Regions from separate parts of the Homo sapiens genome. Here regions 1, 2, 3, 4, 5 and 6 are each linked to region 7. A link is an interaction called in ENCODE POLR2A ChIA-PET data of the cell type or tissue named here. Cell type or tissue: OCI-LY7. All regions are shown on one strand. Region 1 overlaps GNE (glucosamine (UDP-N-acetyl)-2-epimerase/N-acetylmannosamine kinase). Region 2 has its middle 19 kb from the start of OR2S2. Region 3 overlaps GNE (glucosamine (UDP-N-acetyl)-2-epimerase/N-acetylmannosamine kinase). Region 4 overlaps RECK (reversion inducing cysteine rich protein with kazal motifs). Region 5 has its middle 77 kb from the start of RNF38. Region 6 has its middle 68 kb from the start of MELK. Region 7 overlaps GLIPR2 (GLI pathogenesis related 2).

What was found. Peaks named below come from ENCODE experiments on the same cell type or tissue, not always from the same donor. Only the 100,000 strongest peaks of a DNase experiment are listed, where the experiment ranks them.
Region 1: POLR2A ChIA-PET joins it to region 7 with 6 read pairs; 8 of 35 experiments call an interaction of 5 or more read pairs at or near these places.
Region 2: POLR2A ChIA-PET joins it to region 7 with 5 read pairs; 3 of 35 experiments call an interaction of 5 or more read pairs at or near these places.
Region 3: POLR2A ChIA-PET joins it to region 7 with 7 read pairs; 2 of 35 experiments call an interaction of 5 or more read pairs at or near these places.
Region 4: POLR2A ChIA-PET joins it to region 7 with 6 read pairs; 7 of 35 experiments call an interaction of 5 or more read pairs at or near these places.
Region 5: POLR2A ChIA-PET joins it to region 7 with 8 read pairs; 4 of 35 experiments call an interaction of 5 or more read pairs at or near these places.
Region 6: POLR2A ChIA-PET joins it to region 7 with 5 read pairs; 2 of 35 experiments call an interaction of 5 or more read pairs at or near these places.

Annotation. Positions count from the first base shown.
Region 1 is chr9:36,250,873-36,254,872 of GRCh38, forward strand. The region is part of intron 1 of GNE (glucosamine (UDP-N-acetyl)-2-epimerase/N-acetylmannosamine kinase); the gene reads right to left. Among named protein-coding and RNA genes, the nearest start is that of GNE, 5.6 kb to the right of the region's middle. In OCI-LY7, no CTCF peak of the experiment used is centred here; no DNase peak of the experiment used is centred here.
Region 2 is chr9:35,974,657-35,978,656 of GRCh38, forward strand. No RefSeq gene overlaps it. Among named protein-coding and RNA genes, the nearest start is that of OR2S2, 19 kb to the left of the region's middle. In OCI-LY7, no CTCF peak of the experiment used is centred here; a DNase peak (open chromatin) is centred at 2,285; H3K4me3 peaks cover 510 bases; H3K27ac peaks cover 993 bases.
Region 3 is chr9:36,230,938-36,234,937 of GRCh38, forward strand. GNE (glucosamine (UDP-N-acetyl)-2-epimerase/N-acetylmannosamine kinase) reads right to left here. Exons shown (of 12, transcript NM_005476.7): 5 at 2,983-3,195. Among named protein-coding and RNA genes, the nearest start is that of GNE, 26 kb to the right of the region's middle. In OCI-LY7, no CTCF peak of the experiment used is centred here; no DNase peak of the experiment used is centred here.
Region 4 is chr9:36,039,109-36,043,108 of GRCh38, forward strand. All of the region lies in intron 1 of RECK (reversion inducing cysteine rich protein with kazal motifs), which reads left to right. Among named protein-coding and RNA genes, the nearest start is that of RECK, 4.2 kb to the left of the region's middle. In OCI-LY7, no CTCF peak of the experiment used is centred here; no DNase peak of the experiment used is centred here.
Region 5 is chr9:36,474,779-36,478,778 of GRCh38, forward strand. It overlaps a transcript of RNF38 not described here. Among named protein-coding and RNA genes, the nearest start is that of RNF38, 77 kb to the left of the region's middle. In OCI-LY7, no CTCF peak of the experiment used is centred here; no DNase peak of the experiment used is centred here.
Region 6 is chr9:36,502,571-36,506,570 of GRCh38, forward strand. No RefSeq gene overlaps it. Among named protein-coding and RNA genes, the nearest start is that of MELK, 68 kb to the right of the region's middle. In OCI-LY7, no CTCF peak of the experiment used is centred here; a DNase peak (open chromatin) is centred at 1,801.
Region 7 is chr9:36,149,854-36,153,853 of GRCh38, forward strand. It overlaps GLIPR2 (GLI pathogenesis related 2), which reads left to right. Exons shown (of 5, transcript NM_022343.4): 4 at 1,019-1,096. Among named protein-coding and RNA genes, the nearest start is that of GLIPR2, 15 kb to the left of the region's middle. In OCI-LY7, no CTCF peak of the experiment used is centred here; DNase peaks (open chromatin) are centred at 2,158, 3,343 and 3,938; H3K4me3 peaks cover 2,108 bases; H3K27ac peaks cover 2,697 bases.

The DNA.
Region 1 (4,000 bases), 100 kb after region 7:
GTTTTGCCATGTTGGCCAGGCTGGTCTTGAACTCCTGGCCTCAAGTGATCCACCCACCTCGGCCTCCCAAAGTGCTGGGATTACAGGCAAGAGCCATTGCGCCCGGCCTCCTACAAACTTTCAAAGTGATCTTCCTTTCCACCATCTCTTCCCTGCCTAAAATTACCCTTCTCTGTGCCAAAGTGCCAGCCATACCAAACTGCCTCCAGTTCAACTAGTGAATCTCCGTATATCTATACCTTTATAGATGCCACCTACTTTTTCCTAAAACTTCCTTTCCTCCTTGCTGGTCTTCTACTCATCCTTCAAAACTCCATCTAAGTGTCATCCTTTCTGGAAAGGCTTCACACAAACCTCAGGTCCTCCTCCCCCACGTTTCTCAGTTGCTGCCTCGCTCTGAGCGTTATGGCCCTCCCATTCACAGATATACTGTTGCTCAGCTCCACTGCTCGCTCATCCCTCCCTGCCATGCTATACCCTCCATTCAAAAAGTAAAATCAGGGGCAAGGAATAAGAGATTTGTTTTATGGAATTTTTTAAAAAGTTTTTACATTTTTGGAGATGGGATCTTGCTATGTTGCCCAAGCTAGAGTGCAGTAGCTATTCACAAGCACGATCATAGCTCATTGCAGCCTGGAACTCCTGGGCTCAAGCAACCCCCCCACCTCAGCCTCCTAAGTAGCTGGAACTACAGGCATACACCACTGAGCCAGACTTGGAACATGTTAAACTTCTCTAAATCAACATAAAATTTCACCTCATGGACTCTGATCTCAATGTTCATGTTTCAGTAAGTGTATCAATATTTAGAACTTGTAATCAGGAATCCAGAGACACTTCAGTAAGGATTCCAATTCTAGGGGTGCCATCCTTTAGATGAGGGTAAACTCTGAAATTCACTGGAAATTCCATCAGTAGCCCTCTGCTGTTGGTACCTCAACACTCTCTTAGGCTAAAATTCTGTGACCATGCAAACGGTCCCATCATTAGGTCCACTCTGAATTTATAATCCCCAGTAAAAGCTAATTTCACCCAATGGCAAACACTTACAATATAACGAAACGGGCATTCCACCAAGAGAGTTATATTCAGAAGACCCAAGCACTATCTGATCTTTTTTTTTTTTTTTTTGAGACAGAGTCTTGCTCTGCCACCCAGGCTGGAGTGCAGTGGTGCAATCTCGGCTCACTGCGACCTCCGCCTCCTGGGTTCAAGCAATTCTCCTGCCTCAGCCTCCCGAGTAGCTGGGATTACATGCATGTGCCACCATGCTGGGCTAATTTTTTCTATTTTTAGTAGACATGGGGTTTCACCATGCTAGCCAGACTGGTCTCGAACTCCTGACCTCATGATCCACCCGCCTCGGCCTCCCAAAGTGCTGGGATTACAGGCATGAGCCACCGCACGTGGCCGCACTATCTAATCTTTAAAGAGACAAAAATATTCTTCCAAAAATGGTTGTCGTAAGTGTTCTTGTATATAATCCTTCTTCCAGTGATCAAATTTGAGCTGAAAAAATTGTTGGTAATATTTAATTTGCTGAGGCAAAACAAATCATTCATGGTTTGTCAATTTGTATTTATTTTACAAAGAACAGTAAATGTTCCATCTGGCAGTACTAAAATGCTTATTTACCAGGTTACTCAAAGGTTATTCTACCTAAACTGAGAGCAAGCTGGCCATATAAATAAATGGTGAAAAATACAACAATGTTACCTAGAAACCTAAAAAACCTTAAAAAGTCAAAGCTTTTTCAAGGAAAGAAGTTAAATCTTAAAAATAAAATTAAGGTAAAATGCCTTTTTAAGGGGAGGTTTTAAAAAATAATTTTAATTAACTAAATTTTTGATCAGGTAGTATATTCACATGGTTTAAAATTGAAAAGTCACAAGAGGTTAAGTAGCAATAAGTCTTTTCATCTGTGTTCCCCAGCTAGCTAGTTCTTTTCCCTGGAAGCAGTTACTGGTTTCCTATCTGTCCTTCCATGGATAAACTATGATAATATAAATAAATATATGGCTCACGCCTGTAATCCCAACACTTTGGGAGGCCGAGCTGGGTGGATCACGAGAGGTCAGGAATTCAAGAACAGCCTGGCCAACATGGTGAAACCCCATCTCTACTAAACATACAAAAAAAATTAGCCAGGTGTTGTGGCACACACCTATAGTCCCAGCTACTTGGGAGGCTGAGGCAGGAGAATCACTTGAACACATGAGGCGGAGCTTGCGGTGAGCCAAGATGGTGCCACTGCACTCCAACCTGGGCAACAGAATAAGTCTCTATCTAAATATATATATATATGATGTGTATATATATGATGTATGTATGTGTATACATACACACATACACAACGTATATTACAAAATTGGTAACATATTCTATAAACTGTTGGGGCAAAGCTTACTTTTTTTTTTTTTTAAAATACAGTCTCCCTCTGTTGCCCAGGCTAGAGTGCAGTGACATGACCTTGGCTCACTGCAACTTCCACCTCCCCAGTTCAAGAGATTCTTGTGCCTCAGCCTCCTGAGTAGCTGGGATTACAGGTGCCCGCCACCACACCCACCAAATTTTTTTGTATTTTTAGCAGAGACGGGGTTTCACCATGTTGTCCAGGCCAGTCTCAAACTCCTGACCTCACATGATCCACCCACCTCGGCCTCCCAACGTGCTAGGATTACAGGCATGAGCCACCGCGCCCAGCCACAAATCTTACTTTTTAAAATGCTTTTAATTATGACTCAAATGGTAGAATGAGAACATTTAAAGATATTGGAAATATCAAATCTAAAAGTGCAAAATTTTGGAAATTGCTGGCCATCAGCTTTTCAAATATACAAAGAGTTATAAGAGCCCTAAAATTTAGCAAAAACATTCAACTTTGGCTGGGCACAGTGGCTCATGCCTGTAATCCCAGCACTTTGGGAGGCTGAGGTGGGCGGATCACCTGAGGTCACGAGTTGGAGACCAGCCTGGCCAACATGGTGAAACCCCATCTCTACTAAAAATACAAAACTTAGCAGGGTGTGGTGGCGTGCACCTGCAATCCCAGCACTGAGGAGGCTGTGGCAGGAGAGTTGCTTGAACCTGGGAGGCGGAGGTTGCAGTGAGCCGAGATTACACCATTGCATTCCAGCCTGGGAGACTGATCGAGACTCCATTTCAAAAAAAGAAAAAGAAAAATTAGCCAGGCATGGTAGCGCGTGCCTGTAATCCCAGCTGCTTGGGAGGCTGAGGCACAAGAATCGCTTGAACCCAGGAGGCAGAGGTTGCAGTGAGCTGAGATCGCACCACTGCACTCCAGCCTGGGCAAAAGAGTGAGACTTTGTCTCAAAATAAATAAATAAATAAATAAATAAAAACAAGAAATCTGGCTGGACATGGTGGCTCATGCCTGTAATCCCAGCACTTTGGGAGGCTGAGGCAAGAAGGACTCCTTGAAGTCAGGAGTTCAAGACCAGCCTGGGCAACATAGCAAGACTCCTGTCTCTACAAACAAATTTTTTTTAATTAGCTGAGTGTGGTTGTGCACACCTGCGGTCCTAGCTATTTGGGAGGCTGAGGCAGGAAGATCACTTTAGCCCAGGAGTTTGAGGCTGTAGTGAGTTATGATCATGCCACCGCACTCCAGCCTGAAAGACTGAGCAAGACCCTATCTTTAAAAAAATTAAAATTTAAATCCAGCCTGGGGCAAGTAAATTTCCTTTTGTAAGGAGGCAATCACTTTTCATCAGTACTTACAATGGACAGTCTTGAGTTGAGAGAATGCAAAAAGCTGCTTTCAAGAATTGAGTTTCGGCCGGGCGCAGTGGCTCACGCCTGTAATCCCAGCACTTTGGGAGGACGAGGCGGGCGGATCACCTGAGGCCAGGAGTTCAAGACCTGCCTGGCTAACATGGCAAAACCCCATCTCTACTAAAAATACAAAAATTAGCCAGGCATGGTGGCAGGCGCCTGTAATCCCAGCTACTGGGGAGGCTGAGGCAGGAGAATCACTTGA
Region 2 (4,000 bases), 180 kb before region 7:
TGTTTCTTTATTCTTCTTTTATTGCTTATCTTTGTGGTTTGGTGATTCTGTGTAGTTGATAAGGTTTGATCCTTTTCTTTTTCTCATTTGTTTATCTGCTCTAGCAGAGAGTTTTATACTTTCACATGTTTTCATGATGGTAGTTATTATCCTTTCACTTCAGATGTAAGACTCCCTTGAGCATTTCTTGTAAGGCTGGTCTAGTCATGCATTTTCTTGTTTTGCTTGTCTTGAAAAGACTCTATTTCCCCTTCATTTCTGAAGGATAGCTTTGCTAGGTATAGTAATCTTGGCTGCCAGTTTTTCCTTTCAGTACTTTGAATATATCGTTCTCCCTGGCCATAAGGTTTTTGCTGAGAAATCCACTATTAGTCTAATAGGTATTCCCTTGTATATGCCTTGATTCTTTTCTCCTGCTGTCTTTAAATTTTTCTCTTTGTTTTTGGCTTTTGACAATTTAACTATAATGTGCCTTGGAAAGGACCTTTTTGAGTTGACTTTGTGTGGGGATCTTTGAACTTCCTGGATCTGGATGTCTGTATCTTTACAAAGACTTGGGAAGTTTTCAGTTAATATTTCAGTAAGTAGGTTTTTTATGCCTTTCTAATCTCTATTCCTTCTGGAATTCCCATAATAGCAATATTTGTTTGCTTAATGGTATCCCATAAATCATGTAGGTTTTCTTCATTCTTTTAAATTATTTTGTCTTTTCTTTTTTTTTTTTTGGTTCCACTGGGTTATTTTTTCAAAAGATCTGTCTTTAAGTTGAAAAATTATTTCTCTGTTGTTGAAGCTCTCAATTGTATTTTTATTCTTTGAGTTATTCCGCTCCAAGGTTTGTTTAGTTCTTTTTTATGAACTCTTTCTCTTTGTTGAATTTCTCATTGTGATCATGAATTGTTTTTCTGATTTCATTGAATTATCTATCGATATTCTTTTGTATCTCACTGAGATTCCTAGGATCATTATTTTGAATTCCTTTTCAGACACGTCATAGATTTCCTTTCCTTTGGTTTTGTTATTAGAGAATTATTGTGTTCCTTTGAAGGTGTCATGTTTCCTTGTTTTTCATGTTTCTTGTGTTCCTACACTGATATTTGTGCATCTAATGGAGCAGTCAGCCCTTCCAAATTTATGGAGTAGCTTCCATAGGGAAAGCCTTTTTCCTGTAGATGTGTCCTGTATTGTTGGTTTGGTAGGGTGCTTTGAATTTTGTTCTGTGAGTGCAGTAATGCAGTCTCCATGTGATTTCTTTAGCTCTAATCAATGTCAGTGGTGGTGTCTGTGAGTGCCTCAGTGGCCTAGACTGAAGGTGTTTGTGGAGGCTGTTGTGTGGCTTTGCTAGAGGCAGGGGCTACTAGATGGGTTGGTTCTTAAGTTCTTGCGGTGGGGGTGTGCACTGAGCATAGTGTCTCCACCAGTTGTCAGGATGGTGTTGCCAGCTGCAGTGGGCACTGGACGAGCTGGTCCTTGGTTCCTGGGGGGTATACATGGTGCATGGCTACTTTGCAGTTGAAGGAGATGGGGTTGCTGGTGGCAGTGGGCACCACACAGGCAGGTTCTTCGTCCCTAGGGGGCATATATAATATGAGACGATTGGAGGGGGCAGGGTGACTGGCAGTGGTGGGTACCAGTTGGACCAGTTCTGGGTTCCTGGAATATGTTTGCAATGCGTGACAGTTCTGCCATTGGAGGGGACAGAGTCATTGGTGGTGGTGGGTATCAGGCAGCTTGTTTTATGGCTCTAAGGAATGTGTATGTCTGTTCCTCCAGTCCTGAGGGTGGCCTCCATGCTGTCCTGAACTGCCTGCTCCCTGGAGTGTAGGGCAATGCATAGACTCAGGTGCTGGGGTTAAGGCTGTACTGCTGGGTCTAGCTGGGGTGGTGGTGCAGTTTTCCATATGGGTATCAGGGGATGATGGCTGGTCTCCAAAAATGTAGACATGTAGTGGCTATAGGATCCCAGGTCAAGATGCACACCAACAGCAACCTCATTCCCCAAATGGCCACCATGCTGTAGCAGCTTTGGTCCTGGGAGTAAGGGGGCACTTGGTGTGTGTTCCTTCTTTAGAGCAATGAGGTTATGCAGACTCCAGGCAGCTCCCTATTATGGATTCAAGGCTTGTGAGACTTGTGAGGCATGCCAGCAGCTAAGATTGCAGATGTCCTCAGTTGAAATGGGGACTGCTGAGGAGCTCCTGCTTACCTTTTCCCCACAATGAGAAGTCCCTTTTGACTCTGAGCTGACCCCAGCTGAATGTTTCACTTCCCTGTCTATGCTGCCATCACATCCATGCCTCAGAGGGTTTTTGTCACTTTCTTGCTGTATTTCCGTGTTCTCCTTTAGTTGCTCTACTCACAGTACAGTTATTTGTTGTTTTCTTCTTCTTTGTGCAGGAGATGAGTGTTTGGCATCCCTAGTCAGCCATCTTGATCTGGTTTTCTTGTGAGTTAATTTTTGCACAATGTATGAGACTTTGGTTAAAGTTTTTGTTTTTGTTTTTTTCCTATGGATATTCAATTGCTCCAGTACCGTTTATTGCAAAGGCTATTCTTATGTCATTGAATAGCTTTTGCACTTTTGTCAAAAATCATTGGACATACTTATGTGGGGTTATTTCCTGACTCTCTATTCTGTTTCATTGATCTACGTGTCTGTTCCTCTACCAATACTACATGGTCTTGTGTACCCTTCACAAGATTATTGTAGCTATGTAAAAAATCTTAAAGCCAGCAATAGTGATTCCTTCCACTTTATTTTTACTTGTATAAAATTATTTTAGCTGTATGAGTTCCTTTGCCTTTCTATGTACATTTTAGAATAATTTTATCTATACATACAAAAAGTCTTGCTGGGATTTTGATAGAAATTGTGTTAAGTTTGCACATCAATTTGAATAGAGTTGATATCTTTGCTACAGTGAGTGTTCCAACCCATGAACACAGTATGTCTCTCCATTTATTTAGAGCCTTGAGTTCAGCATTTTTTAGTTTTCAGCATACATGTTCTATACATGTTTTGTTAGATTTATACCTCAGTATTTTTTTCTTTGGGGGAACACAGTCTTTCATCACTAAATATGATGTTAACTATGCTTTTTCAGTAGATATTCTTTATCAAATTGAAGAAGTTTCCCATCTATTTCTAGTTTTCTGAAAGCTTTTTGTCATTAATAGGTGTTATTTTTTAAAAGTGCTTTTTTTCTGCTTTAATTGATACGATTTCCATCCTTTTACTCTCAATTTACCTGTAGTTTTATATTTGAAACAAGTTTCTTGTAAACTCTATGTAGTTGGGTCAATTTTTAATCCACTCTTTCAATATCTGTCTCTTAATAGGCATATTTAGATGATTTATATTTAATATAATTATTGATATTTTAGTGCTTGAGTCTACTATTTTATTTTTGTTTTTTGTTTGTTCCCTCTTGAAATGACTAAATATATATGTCACCCCAAATTAATTTGTTTAAAACTAATACTCAATATGGTGGCATAATGAGGTGAAACATTTGGGAGATGATCAGGGCATAAAGGGCATGCTCTCATTAATGGGACAAGCACCCTTATAAACGAGGCCCTAGAGGGACCCCTTCCGCCTTACTCCATGTGAGGACACAATGAAAATGTACCTGTGTATGAGGAAGTGAGCTCTCATCAGACATTAAATCTGCCAATGCTTTGATCTTGGACTTCCCAGCCTCCAGATCTGTGAGAATTACTCAGTTTATGGTATTTTGTTATAGCAGACTGAACAGATTAAGACACTTCTGGTTTTTGTTACCCTGTTTCCTTTTCCTGCCTGCCTTTCTGTGGGTCACTTATATATACTTTAGAGTTCCATTTTGATTTATATACAGTGCATTTGAATGCACCACTGTGTAAAGATTTTTTTAGTGGTTAATCTAGGTATTATGTTATACATGCATACTTAATGTGTTCTAGTAGTAGCCACATTTCACCTGTTCAAGTGAAGTGTGAAAATCATACCTCCCTGTAT
Region 3 (4,000 bases), 81 kb after region 7:
TATCTTTTCTTCATACTAGAAACAGAATTTTTAGCCAGGCATCTGATCCCCAGCCAAAGATTATATTCTGGCTGGTGTTTACAACTAATTGATCACAACCAGTTCCTCCTCCCCCAGCACTGCTTCACTAAAAAAAAAAAAAAAAAAGAAAGAAAGAGAGAGAGAGAAAGAGAAAGAAAGAAAGACAATGAAAGAAGGAAGGAAGGAAGGAAAAGAAAGAAGGAAAGAAAACAAACAAAACACAGACTGGGCACAATGGCTCACATCCATAATTCCAGGACTTTGTGAGGCCAAGGTAGGAAGGATCACTTGAGACCAGGAGTTTAAGACAAGCCTGGACAACAAAGCAAGACCCTGTCTCTACAAAACATTTTGTAAAAACATTAGCCAGGCATGGCTGAGGAGGCTAAAGTGAGAGGATAACTTGAGCCCAGGAATTCAAGGTTACGATGAGCTATGAATACACCACTGCACTCCAGCCTGAGCAACAGAACAGTATCATTTCAGACAAAAACAAAACAAACAAACAAACAAAAAAGACTATATTCTTCAGCTTGCCTTGCAGCCAGATGTGGCCATGTGACTAAGTTCTGATGGATGTGAGAAGAAAGATTTGCAACTTTCAGGTCTTGCCTTTAAAGTGAAAGGCATCTTCTCTTTTCCTTCTTCCAAAGGCTAAAACAGAGACTTGCAAGCAATAGCTAGAGCAACCACTAAGAAAATAGATGGGGGCTAAGTCTGATGATTGTGGAGCTGCCATCCACTGAGAAAGAAAGAACATTTAACTTATTTCAGCCACTATTATTTAGGGTCTCTGTTATAGCAGCCAAACTGACAACCAATTATGCATCATCTCTATACCAATGACTCTCAAATTTCTATCTCCAACTCTAACTCTTCCTGGAACTATCTAGCTGTTTACTAGCCATGTCTGCTTTGATATCTAATAGGCATCTCAAACTTCACATAGCTATAAGAGAACTCTTAATTCAATCCCTCCCCAAATCTGTTCCTCCCTCAGTGTCCCCATATCGCTGCCCAATCAGAAATCTAGGCTGTAATGGAAAAGTGTGTATCATTAAAGGAAAAAGAACTGGACTAGAACCAAGGAGATTAGTTCTAGCTCTGCTCTTTCTCCAATTCTTCATAATTGCCACCTTTCTGTTATATTTACATCTTCTTCCCTTCTCATTCCCAGCATATCACTGCCCAATCAGAAATCTAGGCTTCCTTGTTGATTCCTTTCACCTCCGCATCCAAGCATCAGCAAGTACTATAACAAGACCCAAATCTAACTTTTTTCCATCTCTAATACTTCATCAAAGCCACTATCATCTCTCATCTGAGCAACTGAATCAGCCCCCTTACTGGTCTCCCTGCTTTTATTCTTGCCCCCCCGCCCCCCCTCCCGACATTCCATTCTGTATATTAGCAACCGGAGTGATCTTTCCAAAATGCAACTCTTGTCATGTCATTCCTTCCCATTACACTTAGAAAAAATTCCAAATGACTTACCCTGGCTTACATGCATCTGTTTCCTTCTCTAACATCACCTGTATCACTCTGCCTCTTGCTCACTACTCTACAGCCACAATAGCGCTTCCATTTCTCAAATACACCAAGTTCACCTCCCGGCCCTCACACTGGCTGTTGCCACTGCCTCTCCCTGATCCTCACATAGCTGACTCCTTGTCATTCAGATTTCAGCTTAGGTGTCATCTCCTTAAAGAGGCCTTCCTTTAACCAATCTAATGGAGTCCATCATATACCTTGTGTTACAGCAGGCACAGCATATAGAATTCCTGATATTTTTCTTATTTCTTTTGTGTATGTCTATCATCTATCTCCTCTCCCACTAGAATGTAAGTTACACGAGAGCCCAGCTCTTCTTGGTCTAGTTTATTGCCAAATCCCAGTGCCTAGTACATGGTAGGTGTTTACTAAATATTTTCTAAATAAATGAATTGAGGAATTTGAAAGAATTTCCATCTCATGGCTTCCATTTTCTCTATGAAGTGGGGAGTAAAGTAATATGCTGGGAATGAGAAGGGAAGAAGATCTAAATATAACAGAAAGGTGGCAATTATGAAGAACTGGAGAAAGAGCAGAGCTAGAACTCATCTCCTTGGTTCTAGTCCAGTTCTTTTTCCTTTAATGATACACACTTTTCCATTACAGCTTCCATTAAATTCCACTGCATGTAAACAGGATTAGAACTTGAACTAATGTTAATAACAGGACCTAGCTCAGTTAGCAAATTCATTAATAATAATCCTACTTATACTTAAGGGGCACTTTACTTAGAACTACCATACTCTAAAGTACTGACTGAAGGGATTCTACATTAGGCCCAGAAAATAAAAGACTAGCATTCATATATTCATGAAACATTCAACCACATTCTCTCTTAAACACAGCCATGAAAGACCATAATTAAAAACCACTTAGGCTGGGCGCGGTGGCTCACGCCTGTAATCCCAGCACTTTGGGAGGCCGAGGTGGGCGGATCACGAGGTCAGGAGATTGAGACCATCCTGGCTAACAAAGTGAAACCCCGTCTCTACTAAAAAATACAAAAAATTAGCCGGGCTTGGTGGCTGACGCCTGTAGTCCCAGCTACTTGGGAGCCTGAGGCAGGAGAATGGCGTGAACCTGGGAGGCGGAGCTTGCAGTGAGCCGAGATCACGCTACTGCACCCCAGCCTGGGCGACAGAGCGAGACTCCATCTCAAAAAAAAAAAAAGAAAGAACCACTTAGTGCTAATTGATATTACAAAGACAATAAAATGTAAGTAGAGATCTAAAATATTTGGTAATCACTGTGTGCTATTTATCGACTATAGATTTTAGGCTTCAACTGGTTATTAACCTCATTCACTCACTTGTTCACAAAATATATGCTCAGTACTGATATATGCATACCTTATAACAACTCACGTATGTATAAAGCCTAGTCAGTTGAAGTATGAGCAAAGGTAAATACCTGTTTCTCTTCCAATCTGACGTGTTCCCAGGTTGATCACAGGTGTTCCAAAAGCTCCAACTTCTCGAACCCCACAGCTGCTGTTCCCAATCATACAGCCAGCATGGGCAACCAACTGTATAAACTGGTCAAATGGGACGTGTTTAACTGCACGAAAGTTGGGATGATGCTCAATGCCCTTCTTCCGCATCACTCGAACCATCTCTTTGCTCCCTATGAAAATGAAAAGAACCAATTGGTAAATGGTTTGTGAGATAAAGAAACCATTTTCATTGGCAAGTATAGCCCACGTAAAGAAATCTCCCTAAAAAAACCTCACATCAGTTATTAGGGAAATAGTAATTTTAACTACTGGCTTTTTCATGAATGATGGATATCTAAAATGTCCTCTGCTTCACTCATCTAGGAACTCAAAAAGCAGCAGTTGGGACTTTTCAAACAGAACTAGGCAAAGCAAATAACTTTTATCAATGCCCTAGTAAAAGCCTTTACCTTAAACAACAATTAAGAGGCTAAAGACAGGCCAACAGCCTGTATCTCTTAACCTGAGAGTTCCCAAATGGAACCCTCTCAGGCTCCACACACCAAGCTGATGAGAGAGCCTCTGCCCAGCTACACTCACCTTTACACTAACAAGAACTCGGTGGGATAGCACTCCCATTTATATGAACTAAACTCCAAGAAAATACACATAGATTCTGATAACTGTGGCTTCTATTTTAACTGCATGACTTAATAAAAATTTAAAGATACATGAAGGGGAGGCAATATTTAATGTCCCTCTGCTTGCCTCTCAACTGACCCCCTCCTAACTACCCCATACCTAGGGAGGAAAATTGCTAACCTGACTGGTTAGAAGGCAGAGGTCTGACCACACCATGCTTACCACTGGGCAGGTGCCACTCATTTAACCAAAGCTGTGCATGCATGGTTCTCAATTTTTTTAACTTTTATTGTGTTGCAAGGTAGGTAAATGGACTCAGGGTCTAATTCCCTGGAGAAGGCCTGGCCACTTCTC
Region 4 (4,000 bases), 110 kb before region 7:
AAAGGCCCTTCTAAGCTCTAAAAGTTCATGACAACATATAGTTTGCATTGTTTGATAAAAAAAAAAAATTCCAAGTTTGATCTAAAAGTGAGACATGTTCCTTATACTAAATTCTAGGAAGCATGTATTGCCTGGTTCCTTACTAAAGGACATTGAGTAATATAATGGACAAAGGCTTCCACTGTGAATTGTAGAAAGTATAGAAAATGCTTTTCAATCCTAAACAGAATTAAGAACACAATATAAAATTGTATTTCAGTGAAGGCTTTGCTTGTATTCCTGCTCAGTCTTCCTTCCCTTCTTAACCGCATCCAAGATTGGGTACTTCTGTCTGCTCTGGTATAAGGCTTTGCAGGTTATTGACCCCCTCTATTATACAACTTTGCAAATCTTATTACCTTGATTATTCCTATTCCTGGGGGATGGAGGTGTGAAAGTGAAATGACTTGCTCAATGGTTTTCTCTTTGGAGGATGAGAAGGGACCCTATCCTGCAGTATCAGCATCGTGTGTCATGGCACCTGATAATGGCTCCGTTTTTATTTAAGTTGCTTTGTAATAGTACAAAAGAGGGAAGGATATAACCTTAAGGGCCAGGTTTCAGTAAGTTGACATTTAAGGAATTAGGTAATAGTAAACCTAGAATCCAGAAGAAGAAAGTAATGAATTTTAAGTTAGAAAAAGCAAACGCCTATCTGGAGCAAAGTAATAAGAAGCAGATTCTCTTACCAAAGAAGTATCTTGGCCCACACTGTAGAAAGAGCTAGGATTGGTGATAGACCAGATATGACAGTTTATTCTGGTATGCAGCTGAAAGTTTCTGTCTGGCATCCATAAATTTAAGCAATCTTTCATTAATAATACTTTTCACTGTGTGCCACTTGTAGAAGAAAATGGGAAGAGGTCAAGGAGGTTATTTTTATATATTATAAATGTGGTTTTTAAAAGAACAAAAGAGATATTATGAGGTTTGTTTATCCAAAAAATACTATATGAGTACTTATTATACGTCAGGCACTGTTCTAGGTGCAGAGCTGCTGCTCCAAGGAGCTTACATTCTGAGAGGTGATAGACAATAAATAGATAAATATGTAACAAAATGATTTCTAGGTATGATAAGGATGCCATGAAGGAACTAAACCAAATGGCTAACACAGAGAATTGTGTGAGTAGTTCTTTGTGTAAAAGAACTTCAAAAGAGTTTATAAGAGCTGCCTCTTTGAGAAGGTAAAGTTTAGAACTGAGATCCGAAGGCTGAGAAGGTGGTGGGTAGTCTTATGAAAGACAGGGGTGAGGTCCAGGAAGTGCAGAAGCCTTAAGGCATAAGGAACAAAAGGTTATATGGTTGGAATGTAGTGACCAACAGAGTATGCTAGGGCTAGATGGTGCAGAGCATTGCAAAAAACCACATAAGGATTATGGATTTTATTCTGTGCACAGATAGAAACCAATAGAGTTTTAAGTAAGAGTGGTATGATTTTATTTCTATTTTAGATCAGTATTGCTGCTGAATGAAAAAAATTATTGTAGTGGGGTAAGAGTATAAGCAGGATGACTAGAAGGCCATTGCAGTAGTTCAAGCAGGAGATAAGGGTTGACTCAAGAGTAGAGTGGTGTGGAGATAGGAGAGGGGATATTTAAAATATGTTGCTGATGGATTAGATGTGGGAAGTGAGGGAAGAAGGAATTAAGGATTACTCATAGGTTTTTTTTTTAATCATGAGCAATTTAATAAAAGTTGATGCCATTTACTGAAGTAGGGAAGATGGAGGAAGAGCATTTTGGAGGAGGGTTGTAAGGTAAGGAAAGGAGAGAATAAAAAGTTCTATTTTTGTACATGTTTAGGATGAATATTAGTAATAATTGCACTAGGGCCATTGCTTATTAAGCCAAATTCCATACTTGTGAGTAATCCATTTAGCAAATATTTATTAAACTATTAATACTGACAGACACTGTGATAGGCAGAGGTATAAAGTGGTAAGCAAAAATAGGGGCTTAAGTTTAGTGGGAAATTCAGACAGGAAATTCACCCCAAAATGTATAATACCTACATGGCTAATATTATGTGGTTATATTAGTACATACCTATTTATATCCTAAATCTGAAGAATATATTTGAGGAAAAAGCATATGGTTTCATCAGGTATATAGCACATAGTATGATGGATGCTGTAAAGCACATAGGTAACTTGAACAAGACTATAAGTGGAGTATTAAGAGATGTGTTCTGACCATGAGATAATTGGGAGCTATACTTTTAGATCCTTTGTTTAGAGATGGGAGCCCTGCTGCAGTGGGGAAGGGAATTATCTAAAAATACTGACTGTTGAAGAGGACTTCAGAAGAGTCATTTGCTTTAGTTGTTTCATAATGATCAATGTCTAGGTTACAGCTCTTTTGACTCTAAGGAACAAAACCCAAAATAAGTCAGGATTAGGGGGCTGGTTATATAGCATTTAACAGGAAATCACATGGAAAGCCAAGGGTAGGAAATTCAGCACATCTCTACCTCAGGGACTGCTACAGGAACTAGAAAGTTGACAGGAACCAAGACTGACAGGAAATTAGACTTCCCGTGTGTTCTTTTAGAGACAGTCTTTATCTCACATGGCTTCTCTCTGTGCATCTCTTCCAGTTTCCTCTCTCCCTCAATCAGCTTCCTTTTTTTTTTTTTTTTTGCACATAGTTTCCACACCCTCATAAAATGTCAGCTTCCCAGCCTCAGCTCTTCTTGACCTTATAGCTGCAGAGCCCACCACCAACTGGCTGCCTGCCTCTTACCTGAGTATGATTTAGTCCAATTTATCTTTTGATTTAAAAATCATATGATGTTTTCTAAATTATAGGTGAGTTACCATATGAAATATGGTACTGAAATAGTATTAATATAGTGAGAGAAATTTTTTTGTACTTTTTTCCTGTTAAAAAGACATTGTATAACTATAGGATATTACTACTTTTTTTTTTAGTAGGTTTTAGGGGAACAGGTGGTATTTGGTTACATGAATAAGTTCTTTAGTGGTGATTTCTGAGATTTTGGTGCACCCATCACTACAGTGTACCCAATGTGCAGTCTTTTATCCCTCATCCCCCGCTCACTCTTCCCCTGCTGCCACCGAGTCCCCAAAGTCCGTTGTATTGTTCTTATGCCTTTGTGTCCTCATAGCTTAGCTGCCACTTGATAAATGAGAACATACAATGTTTGGTTTTTCATTCCTGGGTTACTTCACTTAGAATAATGGTCTCCAACTTCATACAGGTTGCTGCAAATGCCATTATTTCATTCCTTTTTATGGCTGAGTAGTATTCCATAGTGTGTGTGTGTGTGTGTGTGTGTGTGTGTGTGTGTGTGTGTACACATATACCACATTTTCTTTATCCAATGGGCATTTGGGCTGATTCCATATTTTTGCAATTGCTAATTGTGCTGCTACACACATCTACCACATTTTCTTTATCCACTTGTTGATTGATGGGCATTTGGGCTGCTTCCATATTTTTGCAGTTGCTAATTGTGCTGCTATAAGCATGCGTGTGCAAGTGTCTTTTTCATATGACTTCTTTTCCTCTGGATAAATATCTAGTAGTGGGATTACTGGATCAAATGGTAGATCTACTTTTAGTTCTTTAAGGAATCTCCCTACTGTTTTCCATGGTGGTTATACTCATTTACATTCCTACCAGCAATGTAAAAGTGTTCCCTTTTCACCACATCCACTCCCACATCTGTTATTTTTTTATTTTCTAATTATGGCTATTCTTGCATGAGTAAGGTGGTATTGCATTGTGGTTTTGATTTGCATTTCCCTGGTAATTAGTGATGTTGAGCATTTTTTCATATGTTTGTTGGCCATTTGTATATCTTGTTTTGAGAACTGTCTATTCATGTCCTTAGCCCACTTTTTTTTTTTTTTTTTTTTTTTTTTTTTTGTTGAGACGGAGTCTCGCTCTGTTGCCTAGGCTGGAGTGCATCTCGTGATCTCGGCTCACTGCAAGCT
Region 5 (4,000 bases), 320 kb after region 7:
TAGAAAAGGAACTGAAGGGAAAAGAGGCATTATAGGCTGAAGTAACAATCAAAGGAACAGAGGTAGAAAAATCACACACAGGGCCGGGCGCGGTGCCTCACGCCTGTAATCCCAGCACTTTGGGAGGCCGAGGCAGGCGGATCACCTGAGGTCGGGAGTTCAAAACCAGCCTGGCCAACATGGTGAAACCCCATGTCTACTAAAAATAAAAAAATTAGCTGGGCATGGTTGTGTGCACTTGTCGTCCGAGCTACCCACTCAGGAGGCTAAGGCAGGAGAATTGCTTGAACCCAGGAGGTGGAGGTTGCAGTGAGCAGAGAGAGCACCATTTCACTCCAGCCTGGGCAATAGAGTGAGACTCTGCCTCAAAAAAAAAAAAAAAAAAATCTTATTACTATTAATGCAATTGTGATGTTTTTGCAATCCCAAAAATGCATTTGTTCTGCTAACACTGTCATGATCTATCATTGAACTGATGCATATCTGAATTATCTCTGAAATCCTCACTGTGTCTAGTACATAGTAAGCATTCAACAAATGTTTACCAAATTATTATTAATATTAGTAATTATTAATCATTATCTTTTTGTGTGTGTGTAAGACAGAGTCTCCCTCTGTCACCCAGGCTGGAGTGGAGTGGCATCATCTCAGCTCCTGCAACCTCCATCTCCTGGGTTCAAGCAATTCTCCTGCCTCAGCCTCCCAAGGAGCTGGGATTACAGGCGCCCACCACCACACCTGGCTAAGTTTTTGTATTTTTAGTAGAGGCAGGTTTTCACCATGTTGGCCAGGCTGGTCTCGAACTCCTGACCTCAGATGATCCGCCACCTTGGCCTCCCAAAGTGCCGGGATTACAGGCGTGAGCCACCATGACCGGCCTCAAATCATTATTTTTTAGTGGCCAACAGAGAGCAGTAAAATAGAGACAGGGGTTAATTCCCTAAAGAAATATAAACTAGCCGGGTGCGGTGGCTCACGCCTGTAATCCCAGCACTTTGGGAGGCCGAGGCAGGCGGATCACACGGTCAGGAGTTCGAGACCAACCTGGCCAATATGGGGAAAGCCCATCTCTACTAAAAATACAAAAATTAGCTAGGCATGGTGGCTGTAGTCCCAGCTACTCTGGAGGCTGAAGCAGGACAATTGCTTGAACCCAGGAGGTGGAAGTTGCAGTAGGCCGAGATAATGCCACTGTACTCCAGCCTGGGTGACAGAGCGGGACTCTGTTTCCAAAAAAAAAAAAAAAAAGAAAGAAATATAAATTATAAATGAGGCAAATAACCTAGATAATAGTTTACAATTAAGCTAAAATAAGTCATTGCTAATCAACATACTTAACTAAAACAGGTTTTTGTTTTGTTTTTGAGACTGAGTCTCGCTCAGCCACCCAGGCTAGAGTGCAGTGGCGTGATCTCGACTCACTGCAACCATGGTCTCCCGGGTTCAAATGAGTCTCCCGTCTCCCCCATAACTAGGATTACAGGCACCCGCCATCATGCCTGGCTAATTTTTGTATTTTAGTAGAGACGGGGTTTCCCCTTGGCCAAGCTGGTCTTGAACTGACCTCAGGTGATCCGCCCGCCTCAGCCTCCCAAAGTGCTAGGATTATAGGCATGAGCCACCCCACCCAGCCAAACCTTGTGTATTTTATTAAAGTCTCATAAAATGTAGCTGTCAAATTGGTACAGCCTTTTCAAAGGATTATTTGGGCAATATCTTTTTAATGGACTATCGGGCAATCTTTTTTTTTTTTTTTTTTTTTGAGATGGAGTTTAGCTCTTGTTGCCCAGGCTGGAGCGCGATGGCATGGTCTTGGCTCACTGCAACCTCCGCCTCCTGGGTTCCAGTGATTCTCCTGCCTCAGCCTCCCAAGTAGCTGGGATTACAGGCGCCCACCACCATGCCCGGCTAACTTTTTTTTGTATTTTTAGTAGAAACCGGATTTCACCATGTTGGCCAGGCTGGTCTCGAACTCCTGACCTCAGGTGATCCACCCACTCTGGCCTCCCAAAGTCCTGGGATTATAGCTGTTTCCTAATCCAGGACAAAATTATGCTGGCGGGTAAGAATAAAGGTCTAACTCCTAACTTGACTCCAAGTAATTAGAGGAAAGGACAGCTTACAGTAGCCATAGGTTTCCATGGAGTACACACTATCTACCTGTACACCATAGACGTAAATGCTAATTACAGCAACAAAAAGGGCCACCCTTATCCTGAGAATGGACTCCTGAAGTTTACAGTCTTAAAGTCTAAAGATTATTGGCCAGGCGCGATGGATCACGCCTGTAATCCCAGCACTTTGGGGGGCTGAGGCAGGTGGATCACAAGGTCAGGAGTTCAAGACCAGCCTGGTCAAGATGGTGAAACCCCATCTCTACTAAAAATACAAAAAAATTAGCCGGGCGTGGTGGTGGGCGCCTGTAATTCCAGCCACTCGGGAGGCTGAGGCAGAGAACTGCTTGAACCTGGGAGGCAGAGGTTGCAGTGAGCCAAGATCACACCACTGCACTCCAGCCTGGGTGACAGAGCAAGACTCGTCTGGAAAAAAAAAAAAAAAGATTACCTTGCAATCAACTCTTTGGTGCATTTCTTACAAAATACAACAACAAAACAGGCTGGGCATGGTCACTCATGCCTATAATCCCAGCACTTTAGGAGGCCAAGGTGGGAGGATCACTTGAGCCCAGGAGTTCGAGACCAGCCTAGGCAACATTGTGAAACCTCCATGTCACAAAAAAGTTTAAAAGGTTAGTGTAGTTGGCCGGGTACTGTGGCTCACACCTGTAATCCCAACACTTTGGGAGGCTGAGGCAGGCGGATCACGAGGTCAGGAGATCGAGACCAACCTGGCTAACATGGTGAAACCCCCATCCCTACTAAAAAATACAAAAAATTAGCCGGGCGTGGTGGGGGGCGCCTGTAGTCCCAGCTACAGGGAGGCTGAGGCAGGAGAATGGCGTGAACCTGGGAGGTGGAGCTTGCAGTGAGCTGAGATCGCACCACCGCACTCCAGCCTGGGCGACAGAGGGAGACTCTGTCTCAAAAAAAAAAAAAAAGAAAGAAAAAAGGATAGCGTAGTTGTCACACTCATTGTCCCAGCTACTCAGGAGGCTGAGGTGGAAGGACTGCTTGAGCCTGGGAGATGGAAGCTGCAGTGAGCTATGATTACCACTGCCACTGCACTCCAGAGTGGGCAACAAAGCAAGACCTTGTCTCAAAAAACAAAAAACAAACAAACAGAAAACAGCAGTTTGAGATACCAAGTAATACAGTAATAATTAACATATTAAGAAGAAAATTTTCACTAAAAGATTGCCAACAAGACTTCTTAGAAGCACATCATGACGTAGAATGGTTGATATAAGTGTTTATTACCAGGCGTGGTAGCTCACGCCTGTAATCCCAGCACTTTGGGAGGCTGAGACCATTCTGGCTAACATGGTGAAACCCCATCTCTACTAAAAATACAAAAAATTACCCGGGCGTGGTAGCGGGCATCTGTAGTCCCAGCTACTCGGGAGGCTGAGGCAGGAGAATGGCGTGAACCTGGGAGGCGGAGCTTGCAGTGAGCCGAGATCACGCCACTGCACTCCAGCCTGGGGGAGAGAGCGAGACTCCGTCTCAAAAAAAAAAAAAAAAAAAAGAGAGCGTTTATTAAGCATACATCCCCAGATAAACTGATTTTTTTTCTGGTAGCAATAGGGAGAAATCACTTCGCAAAAATGTAAGTATTTAAAAAAAAAAAAAAAAAGATTGGCCGGGCACGGTGGCTCATACTTGTAATCCCAGCACTCTGGGAGGCCGAGGAGGGTAGATCATCTGAGGTCAGGAGTTCGAGACCAGCCTGACCAACATGAAGAAACCCCGTCGCTACTAAAAATACAAAATTAGCCAGGCGTGGTGGCTCATGCCTGTAATTCCAGCTACTCGGGAGGCTAAGGCAGGAGAATGGCTTGAACCCAGAAGGCGGAGGTTGCGGTGAGCCGAGATGGCGCCAC
Region 6 (4,000 bases), 350 kb after region 7:
CCCAGCATAGTTGCCTCAAGGACTGCACCCTTGCAAGCCCAGTACCTCCAGGACCACCCCCCGACTCAACAAGCCATGACAGTAACATCACAATTGCCATAGCAGAAAAGTCATGACTGTGGAATTAACTCCTCAACAAACATTAAATATTCAGCTCAGTGAATTTTTATATATGTTCACCTGTGTAACCATGATCTGGATCAAAACATATAGACCATACTGGTCAGGCACAGTGGCTCACACCTGTAATCCCAGCGCTTTGGAAAGCTGAGGAGGCGGGTGGATCACCTGAGGTCAGGAGTTCGAGACTAGCCTGACCAACATGGAGAAACCCCGTCTCTACTAAAAATACAAAAAAAATTAGCCAGGCATGGTGGCGCATGCCTGTAATCCCAGCTACTCGGGAGGCTGAGGCAGGAGAATTGCTTGAACCCAGGATGCAGAGGTTGCAGTGAGCAGAGATTGCACCATTGCACTCCAGCCTGGGCAACAAGAGTGAAACTCAAACTCCATCTCAAAAAAAAAAAAAAAAAAAAAAAGATATAGATCATACCATCTCTCCGGAAGGCTCCCTCAGGCCCCCTCAAGTCCATACCCCCTAAATGTAACTACTCTTCTGATTCCTATCATCATGAATTAATTTTGCCTGTTTTTAAATTTTGTATAAATGGAATTATATGGTGACTACTTGTTCGTGTCTGGTTTCTTTTGCTTGACACTATTTTGTGAGATTTATCCATGTTGTTGTATGTAGTAGTTGTTTGTTCATTCCAGGATTGAAAGTGCTGAGTCACAGGGCATAGATATGTATATTTAACTTTACATATACTGCCAAGCAGTTGTCCAATGTAGTTGTACAAATTATACTCCCACTAGCAATGTAAAAAAAATTTCAGTTGTTGGGCCGGGTATAGTGGCTTATGCTTGTAGTTCCAGCACTTTGGAAGGCTGAGGCATGAGGATCACTTGAACTCAAGTGTTCGAGGCTGCAGTGAGCTATGATCGTGCCACTGCACTCCAGCCTGGGCAACAGAGTGAGACTTTGTCTCTACACACAAAAATGTTCCAGTTGCTGCACATCCTCACAGACTCTTGCTATTGTCAGTCCTTTTAACTTCTGCCATTTTGGTGGGGGGTCACTATTTTAAACCCCTCTTGGTTCCTTGATTTTCCATCTGCTCAGTCTTCCGGTCTGATAGACCCTCAATGGACTTTGAACTCCTGACCAACACTTCCTGCCCTTTCTTTCCTGGAATAGAGCCGTATAGTGTTATTACCTGATTGAATCCTAGAGCTCACCACACACAATTCTGATCTCTGCCACAGGCTGAGACCTGACTCCAGCCCAGACTAAGCTCTAATGCTAATCACAGACTGGTCTCTACTCTAATCACAGACTAGCTCTTAGCCCCACACACTGAGCCCTAATCACAACTACAGGGTGAACCCTGATCCCAACCATACCCTGAGCCATTACCCCAGCAACAGATTGAGCTTTCATCCTAGATAGAGGTTTAAACTGATCTGATCCAAATTCAGACTGATAAACACAAGTGGGCCAAGCACAGTGTCAGAAATTATTAGAAGATGTCAAATTGCAAGAATAAAATGCATTGTAAACTACTATTTCTGTAGCCTCTCCTTGGTTCACGTCAAATTTTAATTGTGACTGAATTTTGCTAAGTTGGGGAAAGAAACTACAATCAACCCCACCCTGACATGTTATAAAGAACAGGCTGGGGGCGGGGGAGTGTGGCTCAAAGAAGCCTAAAGCTGAGCCAGTCTGCAGATGGTGGCGGGAAGACGGGTAACCTTCTTCCTGTCCTCACAAGATGGCAGGTTTATTTTAAGGGTGTTTTTAACAGCTTAAAAAATGGATTCAAAGAACACTGGGGGAAGCCTCTGATTTTTGGGCTTCTGCCCATGATGCCTTTTTTTTTTTTTTTTTAACAATGGTATTTGACTCCCAGTGAGATTTGTTCCTTCATTACATTCTGATCATATTGCTTTTCACATCCCCCTCCCTGCAGAGGCTGTTGGGAAGGAAAAAGGAAACAGCCTTGAAGAATGAATGCTTAGAGGTTCTATTTTTTTTTTTTTTTTTTTTTGAGACGGAGTTTCGCTCTTGTTGCCCAGGCTGGAGTGCAATGGCATGATCTCGGCTCACCGCAACCTCCGCCTCCCAGGTTCAAGCAATTCTCTTTGCTCAGCCTCCCGAGTAGTTGGGATTATAGGCATGCGCCACCATGCCCGGTTAATTTTGTATTTTTAGTAGAGACGAGGTTTCTCCATGTTGGTCAGACTGGTCTCGAACTCCCGACCTCAGGCTATCTGCCCACCTCGGCCTCCCAAAGTGCTGGGATCACAGGCGTGAGCTTCCACACCTGGCCTGCTTAGAGGTTCTATTTGCCCTATGTCTGCTAATCAGCAGCAAGCTGGGAACATAATTTTCACTTTTTCTTTTTTTCTTTTTTTTTAAGACAGAGTCTCACTCTGTCACCCAGGCTGGAGTGCAGTGGCGCGATCTCGGCTCACTGCAACCTCTGCCTCCCGGGTTCAAGCAATTCTCCTGCCTCAGCCTCCCGAGTAGCTGGGACTACCGGCGCATGCCACTACACCTGGCTAATTTTTTTTTTTTTTTGTATTTTAGTAGAGACAGGGTTTCACCGTGTTGCCCAGGCTGGTCTGGAACTTCTGAGCTCAGGCAATCCGCCCACCTCGGCCTCCCACAGTGCTGGGATTTTAGGCGTGAGCCACTGCGCCCAGCCAATTTTCACTTTTTCTTATGCCCATGAGAAAAATCTTGATTTTACCCTTAGTACCAGGAACACCCTTAATGCCAGGTCCACAGTGCAAAGTGGATCTTCATACACGTTCTCTCTACTGGACAAAAATCCTGATTCGTTTGAGATTTCTAAACCTTAACTGGGCAAGACAACTTGGATGATGAGGCCGCGTGGCATTGTGGAAAAGGCTCTGGACGGAGAGTCAGGAGACCTGGACAGTCATGCCATCCTATGTCGTGCCACTACAAGTCCCACCCTCTCTCTAGGCCTCCCTTCTCCATCAATAAGAGTAAGGTTTAAGTGCAGCTCTTTGTAGTGTATTTACATACATTATTTCATTTAATCCTCATGAGAAGCATAATAAGTCCCATTTTATAAAAGTAGCAGGGATTTCGAGAAATTAAGACTTGCTGAAGGTAACAGAGTAATCAAATAGTTTTGATTGGTTTGGTTTTGTTTAAGTTGAATGTAACCTGCTAATGTTGTTATTTGTCATTAATTCACTAATTGACAAACATTAATTCAGCATCTTCATGTGCCAAATACTGTTTTTTGGCTCAAGGAACACGGACGTTTTCAGGAATAATCTTGTTGGTTAATGGTCTACACAGGTCAATGTGTCAGTTAAAAAAAAAGTATAATTGCTGGGTGCGTGGCTCACGCCTGTAATCCCAGCACTTTGGGAGGCCAAGGCGGGCAGATCACCTGAGGTCAGGAGTTCGAGACCAGCCTGGCCAACATGGTGAAACCCCGTCTCTACTAAAAATAAAAAAAAATTAGCCGGACATGGTGGCAGGACCTGTAATCCCAACTACGTGGGAGGCTGAGGCAGGAGAATCGCTTGAACCTAGGAGGCGGAGGTTGCAGTGAGCCAAGATCATGCCACTGTACTCCAGTCTGGGTGACAAAGCAAGACTCCGTCTCAAAAAAAGAAAAGAAAAGTATGATTAAGGGTCTTCTTCTTCTCCTTCTCCTTCTTCTTCTTCTCTTAATGGAGTCTAGCTCTGTCGCCCAGACTAGAGTGCAGTGGTGTGATCTCAGCTTACTGCAACCTCCACCTCCCAGGTTCAAGTGATTCTCCCGCCTCAGGCTCCTGAGTAGCTGGGACTACAGGTGTGTGCCACCACGCCAAGCTAATTTTTTGTATTTTTAGTAGAGACAGGGTTTCACTGTGTTAGCCAGGATGGTCTGGATCTCCTGACCTCGTGTTCCAT
Region 7 (4,000 bases):
CCCATCTGTACTAAAAATAGAAAAATTAGCCAGGCGTGGTGGCACATGCCTGTGATCCCAGCTACTCGGGAGGCTGAGGCAGGAGAATCGCTTGAACCTGGGAGGTGGAGGTTGCCGTGAGCTGAGATCGCGCCATTGCACTGCAGCTTGGGCAACAAGAGCGAAACTCCGTCTCAGAAAACAAAACAAACCAAACAAACAAACAAAAAATGCCTGAGTCTCTCCTCCAGAGACAGACACAGTTGGTCTGAGGAAGGACCCAGGCATTAGTATTTGTTAAATGCTCTCCAGGTGAGGCTGATGTGTGGAACATGGATCAGCAGTAGCATCTGGAAGCAGAAATGCAGAATCCTAGGTCCCTCTGTAGACCTACTGAATCAGAATCTGCCCATTAACAAGATTCTTGCACACATTTGAGACTGACTGCTCTGAGGTCCCCGCTCCTGGCTCTGGCCCGGAGAGCAGCAGCTCCCAGGGAAACGCCTGCCCATATCAACACGTGTGGGGACAGTGGATGCCCCAGGTGAGGTCCCTCCTGCCCACAGTGGAGATCCGTGGCTTACCAGCCTGATTGTCTTTCCAAATATGGATGTTTCAAGAGCTGCAAATGGGGTGAGATGACAGTATAGTCTCCTAGAAACTCGGAGCATCATCAGAAGGCCCTTGCAGTACATTGCATTCAACCTTTTCATTGTACAGAGGCCCAGAGAGGGAAGGCTTTGCCCAGGATTACACAGCAAGTCAGTGTGTATGGGTTGTGGGGGATAGGTGCAGATTCCCTGACCCCAGGCCAGTGCTCTTCCCAGCCCCCCAGAAGGCCCACTCTTCAGCCTGGCCATGCTCATGGGCAGGAGTCCCTGAGTCTGCAAAGCAGCGTCCAGGATGTGTCAGCTGACTGGGGCTTTCTCAGATGTCTAATTGCCGCATTGGTGGCTTGGGGCTGATGGGAGAAAATGCAGGGAATAGGGAGTGGGTGGATTTTGTGGCTGAGTTTTAGAACAATGTCATTTCCACACAGGAAAGGAGGTGGCTGATAGATGGTACAGTGAAATCAAGAACTATAACTTCCAGCAGCCTGGCTTCACCTCGGGGACTGGTGAGTGGCAGGGTCTCACCAGTGGCCTGGCCCTGGGCAGCAATGCAGGTTGGGTGTCTGACTTCAGGGAGGAACCAGCCCTCTAAAAAAATCAATCCTTTCCTTCCTGTTTAATCTCTTCCATATTTCTCTGGCTTGACCTTGACCACAGACCAAAGCTCTCCTTTCCGCATTACATCCCCAGCTTCCCCATGCTACATGCTCTGCTCCCTCTGAGGGCCACCAGCTGGTGAATCCTGCCCCACCAGCTCAGAGCTCTTCCCATTCATGGAGTGTGTCATAGGAGACTGGATTTCCAAAGCTGCATGGAGCTTCATTCCTGAACTGGTCACCCTGTGTCTAGTCTTGTTTTCTGCAATCCATCCTGCTCTCCAGCAGCCTCAATACTTCTAAAATTGTCCCTGCCCCTGGTGCTCTCCTGATCCAACTGCCATGGCTCCCTGGGGCCATCAGGAGAAGGCTCAAGCTGCTGGCACTCCTCCTTCCACACCCCACACCCTTCCCCACCCTTGCGGCCTCCCTGGCTTTCTCCCTTCCCCTTTCTGCACTAGTTTGCAGTTCAGGAGCTTGGGGTGCAGAGAACCTGGATCTAGTCTTAGCTCTGGCACCCTTTGCTGTGTGGACTTGAGTCAATTCCTGTCCCCTCTTCCCAGGGGAGAGGGAGAAGGTGGCTTCTAAGGGATATCCTGAGAGCCGGTGACTCAAGTGCAGGGAGGAACCTTCTGTGGGTCCATGTTCCCTTCTCAAAGGCTTCCCTTGACGAAAGCTCCGGGTGGCCACCCTGTGCCCCGGGGTCCCTCTGGGCAGCCGCCCTGTGCCCTGGGCTCCCCCTGCCTTTTGCTGGGCTCACCAGGCTCCTTGTCTTTCCTCAAAACCGACTCAGGCGTCTGGGGCCCAGGATGGTGTTAGAAGTGGGTGGGAGTTTCTCTGACCAGAAGGTGCCAGGAAAACAGAAAAAGGGACTCTCTGCCCACCTCGTTCCTCCTACCCCACCTGTTCCACCCACAAGTAGAGCCTTGCGGCCTTCCACCCTCTAGAGGGGTGCTCCAGAAGCAGGAAGTGACACGTTCTCAGCGCCAGTCACCGTTTCCTGTGGTTTGCTGCCCGCCCTTCTGGGTGGGGGTTTCTGCAACCATGTTGCATTGCATTGTTCCTGGGACTCTGGGGCAGAGGCAGAAGCATCTGCTGAGGCATTCCTCCTCTCCATTAACCCCTGCAGGACTCCAGGCTGGGCTGGCAGGGCTTTGAGTGTGAATAGGTGATTCTGGGGCAAGGATACCTAAGGGTGTGGGGAGGGAGCAGTAACAAGCTCCTGCTATTGATTAAGGATGTGTAGGCAGGACCTTGTCTTCTTTTAATAGAGATGGTGTCCAGAAGACTTCTTATTTCATAGCTTCTGGATTTGCTTTTCCCATGAGCAAGATTCTTCAGCAATCGGACATGTGTCCGAGCAAGTTATTAACTAGCACTCTGCGTGTGTGTGTGCGCACCACGTGGTAATTAGAAAGTGCCTCCATGGGCTGGGTGCGGTGGCTCACACCTGTAATCCTAGCACTTTGGGAGGCCGAGGTGGGTGGATCACCTGAGGTCAGGAGTTCAAGATTAGCCCGGCCAACATGGTGAAACCCCGTCTCTACTAAAAATACAAAAATTAGCTGGGCATGATGGTGCATGCCTGTAATCCCAGCTACTCGGGAGGCTGAGGCAGGAGAATCACTTGAACCCGGGAGGTGGAGGTTGCAGTGAGCCGAGATCATGCCTTTGCACTCCAGCCTGGGCAATAAGAGCAAAACTCTGTCTCAAAAAAAAAAAAAAAAAAAAAAAAAGGTGCCTCCACTGCCACGTAAGCATCAGGATACCATTTGAAAGTAGGGTTTGGCCAGGCGCAGTAGCTCATGCCTGTCATCCCAAAACTTTGGGAGGCCAAGGCAGGCGAATCACTTGAGGTCAAGAGCAAGACAGGCCTGGCCAACATGGTGAAATCCTGTCTCTACTGAAAGTGCAAAAAAAAAAAAAAAAAAAAAAAAAAAAAGCCAGGTGTGGTGACAGGTGTCTGTAATCCCAGCTACTCAGGAGGCTGAAGCAGGAGAATCACTTGAATCTGGGAGGCAGAGGTTGCCGTGAGCGGAGATCGCCCACTCCAGCCTGGGCAACAAGGGCGAGACTCTGTCTCAAAAAAAAAAAAAAAAAAAAGAAAGTAGGGCTTTATTCTACCCATTTTGAAGAGGAAGAAACTGAGGCCTAGAAAAGGGAAGCAGCCTTTCTCATGCCTTCCGTCCCTGATCTGATGCTTTTTCCAGCACTCCCACTCCAAAACAGGAATCTCACAAGAGTCAGAGCCCAACTTTCCATGATCACTGACTACTCGTTTCACTCATTGCCCTACTGTCCCCACCCCTAAAGAGGAAAATCCCAGAGCGGCCAGCCCTTGTGCTATTCCAGATACCAACAGGCAGTGCCTGGGGGCAGCCAGAGCCTGATCCTAAGACAGGAGTGAGATTTTGGGTGGTGTCATAATGGGGGCTTGCAGGACCCTTAAAGATCTTCATGCCCATCCTGCCTCAGCCTCCCCCAGACCCTGTCTGCAACTCCTCCTTGCTGCATCTCTGTTCATGGATTCCCTGACCTGAGTCCTTGTTGTAGGTGAAAGAGCCTTTGAAATACCCTTTGGCCAGGTGCGGTGGCTCACACCTGTAATCCCTGTACTTTGTGAAGCCGAGGCAGGCAGATCACTTGAGGTCAGGAGTTCAAGATCAGCCTGGCCAACATGGTGAAACCCCGTCTCTACTAAAAATACAAAAATTAGCCGGGTGTGGTGATGCGTGCCTGTAATCTCAGCTGCTCGGGATGCTAAGACACAAGAACTGCTTGAACCCTGGAGGCGGAGGTTGTGGTGAGCCAAGA